Linked DNA regions of Homo sapiens: region 2 is linked to region 1. Evidence: read pairs that join two places in POLR2A ChIA-PET (ENCODE). Cell type or tissue: OCI-LY7. All regions are shown on one strand. Region 1 overlaps LOC124900417 (translation initiation factor IF-2-like). Region 2 has its middle 24 kb from the start of MIR1976.

The links. ChIA-PET counts read pairs that join two places held together with the same protein. Peaks named below come from ENCODE experiments on the same cell type or tissue, not always from the same donor. Only the 100,000 strongest peaks of a DNase experiment are listed, where the experiment ranks them.
Region 2: POLR2A ChIA-PET joins it to region 1 with 10 read pairs; 6 of 35 experiments call an interaction of 5 or more read pairs at or near these places.

The regions. Positions count from the first base shown.
Region 1 is chr1:26,691,280-26,693,779 of GRCh38, reverse strand. It overlaps LOC124900417 (translation initiation factor IF-2-like), which reads left to right. Exons shown (of 2, transcript XM_047439473.1): 2 at 1-1,872. LOC101928728 (a long non-coding RNA gene) reads left to right here. Exons shown (of 1, transcript NR_135804.1): 1 at 1-1,870. Among named protein-coding and RNA genes, the nearest start is that of ARID1A, 3.5 kb to the left of the region's middle. RefSeq lists enhancers at 765-864, 581-1,095. In OCI-LY7, CTCF peaks have their summits at 874 and 1,082; DNase peaks (open chromatin) are centred at 609 and 1,299; H3K4me3 peaks cover 1,971 bases; H3K27ac peaks cover 2,091 bases.
Region 2 is chr1:26,576,963-26,579,462 of GRCh38, reverse strand. No RefSeq gene overlaps it. Among named protein-coding and RNA genes, the nearest start is that of MIR1976, 24 kb to the right of the region's middle. In OCI-LY7, no CTCF peak of the experiment used is centred here; a DNase peak (open chromatin) is centred at 1,052.

The sequences.
Region 1 (2,500 bases):
AGAATGGATTTCTCTCCAAAGAAAGCCCTCATCCCCTTTCTTCAATGGCTGTGAAATATGGAAAGCGCCAAAAATCTCCTTCCCTACACGTGGGCAAGCTGTTTTGAAAACAGTCACCATTTTTCTCTAGCAATAAGGTAAAGTGCACAAAAATCTATCCACCTGGGTTGGAGGAGATAATGTGGAATTTCTCTACTTTTTTTTTTTTTTAATTCACTAGGGTTCTCTTCCACTTTTACTTTTAGAGCCCCACACCACGATCCCAGGAAATGTTGGGCTGAGGGAACTTTTTTAGAAACTGGCCCATCAGCTTTCCCTAGGGGCAGTGGCAACGGGAAAGCGGGGGAGGGGAGGAGCTGGGCACGTGGCTGGCCCGAGCAGCGAGACCCCGGCTGGGGGCAGTGGGTCCTCCCTTCGGTGGAGTTTTTTCCCCCACGGCCCCTGCCTTTTAACCCCACACCCAGGCAGCTCAGGAATCCCGGCGCAGATTGGAGAACTAGGACTAGGACAGCGCTACCCTCGCGAAAGCACCTCGGCCAACAGCCTGATGGCAAATATGGACTGAATCGTTGACATGGAAACCGGACTAAAGTCTCGCTAGCTCTCCCTCACAGGAGAGTTCTTATCGCCGTCCCCGACCGCACGGCACTTAGCAAACGCGGACTGGATTTGAGGCCTGGAGGATCAGGCGGAGTTTCTGGGCGTATTAACTCCAGCGGCAGAGCAGCCAAGGAAGGGGGCAGGGCTGCCAGGACAAACCGGCTGAAAATGGCAGAGGATGTGCTCCCATTTTATCCGGCTGCACAGCGTGCATGGATTGGGCCCGAGGACAAGGGAACAACCTATTAAAATCCAGAGAGTCAACTGCAAAATGTGGAACCGAGGCCTGGAGGGTTTGCTAGGAGAGGGAAACGTTTGCAGGGAAGACAGCCCTTCCTTTCTCGCAATTTGCTTCCCCTAAATGTCTGAAATACAAAACTCAACAAACAAACAGAAGATCGGGCTCGGCTCCTTCCTCCACCCAATCCTTGTGGGAGAAGTCGTCTTAAGCCCAGGGACCCTAGCGAGGGTTTGCTTAGATTCCTAACTAAGGCGTGGAGAATCGCTGGAGCGCCAGGTTGTTGCCCCCACACGTTCCCGCCGCGGAACAGCAGCAGACACCCAGCAGAGCTCTCTCGAGTGCGAACTGGAGCTGCGAGTTTGAGCAAAAGGGCAACTATGTCAGTTGACGGAAGCCAGAAGCAGAGTTCAAAGCCTGGCGTGGATTTCCGTCTGGAGCTGTCTGTTCTTAAAGTTTGTAACTCCGTGTTAAGAAACAGCCCCAGCGGAGGCTTTGGGATCGGTGTGAAAGTCTAGCACTACCATCTGACAGCGAGCTGCAAAACTTTGGGCTGCATATTAAGCGAGGAAAGTGGATTGAAGCGAGAGTCAAGGCAATTCATTATGTTACCGGCTCCCATACGGGAGCTGTAAAATACGAACTGGATGCACACACGGAGAAAAATGGAATGAACTCGGAATGGCATTCAACAGCTCTTCGCGGTAAAACTGTGACTGCCAAGGATCTAGAATCCCAAAGGAGCAAACCAGGAGGCCTCAAACTTGGTTGGCACACAATAAATGCTTTTCTAGATCTTTTCCCCACTCATCTCAAACTCTTAAGCAATTTGGGGTCATTTATATTTCAGAATAAGGAACACATTTTGAGAAATGTTAATTTCTGAATGAGACTTTTTTTCCCCAAAGTAGCTGTGAAAAAAAGAGCCTCAGGCATAAGTCAGCCAGCTTATTTTGTCTCAATATAAATTAAAAATTACCCTCACCACCACCTCCACCAAAACTGAAATAAAAAATAAAATAAGTAAAAGTCCAGGCTGGTCTGGCTTGTGGCAGGTTTCAAACAAAAATAACACCCAGGGCCAGTCTAATATGAGGAAAAAGATACCAAGGCTTTCATATTCTTCTAAGTACAGCCTCACTCACCAGTCTCACTGGTGAGCTTGCTGACCAGTGAGCTTATTTTTGTGGAAAAGACTGAGTAAAGCTACTACTAATATTTTTTAAAAAAACAAAAAACAAAAAAACGGGACTGGGGTTTCATAAAACCACTGGGCAGATCAGGAAATTTGGATTTCTTATTTCTGCTGAGCTCATTGAAGATTTGTATTCACCAACTAATACAAAAAATACTGTATGAAAAACCTACTTAAAGCTTGAGCCGCGCGTGGTGGCGCACGCCTGTAATCCCAGCACTTTGGGAGGCCGAGGCAGGCAGATCACGAGGTCAGGAGATCGAGACCATCCTTGCTAACACGGTGAAACCCCGTTTCTACTGAAAATACAAAAAATTAGCTGGGCGTGGTGGCACCCGCCTGTAATCCCAGCCACTCGGGAGGCTAAGGCAGGAGAATCGGTTGAACCGGGGAGGCGGAGGTTGCAGTGAGCTGAGATGTCGCCACTGCACTCCAGCCTGGGCAACAAAGGGAGACTCCGTCTCAAA
Region 2 (2,500 bases), 110 kb after region 1:
GGGTTGTTATTTGGGCATTAAAGGGAAGAGTGGCCAGCCTGGGCAACATAGCGAGAACCCGTTTCTACAAAATAAAATAAAATAAATTAGCCAGCTATGGTGGTGCACACCTGTAGTCCCAGCTTGTTAGGCTGAGGTGGGAGGATCACTTGAGCCTTGTAAAGCAGAGGTTGCAGCAAGCTTGGGTGACAGAACAAGACTCTCAGAAAAAAGGAAGAGTGACTGTGGAACTTGGGGACATGAGGATTGATCATTTGTTGTCCCAAGCTGGGTTATTGCTATTCGTGTTTTTTTTTTTTCACTTATTTAAAATATTTCCTGGGAGCATAGATTCAAGTTGCCTTGAATATACACTCTCATTAGTGGGTTTAAAAACATTTTTACTTTTTTTTTCTTTAAATAGAAACGGGTCTTGGGTCTCACTACATTGCCCAGGATGGTCACAAACTCCTGGCCTCAAACGACCCTCCTGCTTTGGCCTCCCAAAGTGCTGGGACTATAAGCGTGATCCACCATGCCCAGCCTATTAATGGGTTTTGTCCAGGCAGTCAGCACTCAGAGAGGAAAGTTCCTACTGGAGGTGCTGGTGGCTGGGAACTGCGTTTCTGGAGTCCAGTGAGTCCCTGGGGGGCTGTCCCGACCTGTGAAAACTATAATGAGCCTAATTGCAAAGCTTTTTACCTTCCTAAACACATTCATATTCACACACTCATTTGATCTTCAGGTGATGCTGTGAGGTGGGCAAGAATTATCCCCATTTAGCAAGTGCGGAAACTGAAGCCCACAGAGGTGAAGTATTAGGGTTTTGGGGTTTGGCTGCTGAGAAACCTATGGACTCCCACCCCACCCACCCATCCACCATTTCCTGGTTCTTGGATCTTCCTTCTGGTGCCTGGGGCAAGACACTAACAGCTCAATGCCTCAGAGCACCAGCTTCCCTTCCACCCCAGATGCCTTTCCAGGCTCCAGCTCTATGCTTCCCCCAGCACCATCAAGTCTGCTCTCTCGTTCACTCACCCATTCAACAAACACTAGCTGAGGACCAAAAAACTGTGTGCCAGGTGCACAGGATATGGAATGAACAAAGCACAGCCCACACCCTCAGGTTCACAGACTAGTGGGGAGAAAACACATCATCAGCTGTTTCCAAAAGTGTGGTATACGCAGAAATGGGGCACAGAGCGGGGTCTGAGGACCCCAAAGGAAGGTCACCAAACAGTTTGTGGTGTCCTAGTTGGCTTCCTGGAGGTGTCATTTGAATTTTCCTAAAGGATGGGAAATTAGCAGGGCACACGTGGCAGCAGAATCCAGTGGAGGCAGAAGCACGGCAGGTTTGGGTCTTGTGAGCAGTTTGGGGACAAGTTACAGAGTTGACACTGGGATCTTGGTGGGGGCCAGATCACACAGGACACTGAATTCAAGCGAGGATGCCTCAGCAATATCTTGTAGACAGTGACGAGTCACTTCAGGGCAGATGCTGGGTCAGATTTGTGATTGTAAATGGAGGATGTTGGGGACACAAAAGTCTGGAGAGATTTAGTAGGCTACTGGAAGAACAAAAATATGAGAAGGGCAGGGAGGATGGAGAGGAGGGGATGGATCCTCCAAATATTTAGGAAACAGAATTGATGGTGGCAGGATGCAGAAGTGGGGGGAAGGAGGCAGGGTGATGCTCAGGATTCCAGCTGGGTGATGGGGTCCAGGGGAGACAACCCTGGATGATGGGTGGGACAGGAAATGTTGGTTCCAAGATGGGGAAACCAAGTCTCCAAGAAGTGAAACACACAGGACATGGGTTGGGGCTAAGTACCACATAAGTGTCACTGGTTGCAAAGGAGGGCTTCCTAGCCCATGGGGCCCCAACAGCACCCTCCTTGCTCCTGTGGGGAGGCTGCCGGGCTTAGAATCCGTACACTTAGGCCAGCCCCAAAACTTAGCTGCTGTTATCAGAATCTCCTTCCATCATAACAGGACTTATTCACTTCTAAGGCCCTAGCTTTCTAAAATCTGTAAAGTGGGGCGGCCGAGACATAATGGAAACCAAGGCCTGGTTCATAAGGCTTGGAATCTTGCCAGACTGGGGGTGGGGGGGTCCTCTGGCTGTCATCCCTGAGTGTCCCTTGCTGGTGCTCCAGGGCTCAGCACAGGCATCCCCCCACCCCCTCATCTTTGCTCAGGCCCTAGAACAGCACTTCTCAAACTTTAATATGCACAGAAATCACATGTAGACCTTGTTATAAGATAGATTCCTATTAACCAGGTCTGGGGACAGGCCTGAGATTCAGCACTTCTACCCAGCTCCCAGATGATGCTGATGCTACTGGTATGTGGACCACACTCTCAGAAGCCCCGTCTCTTGGCTTTGCAAACTTTCTCCAAGCTAATGACTTCCAAATTTATCTTTCCAGTTCAGATCTCTCCCTAGAACTTCAACTTCTAATTACAACTCTTATTTGACATCTCCATTTGGATATTTTTATTTATATTTATTTATTTATTT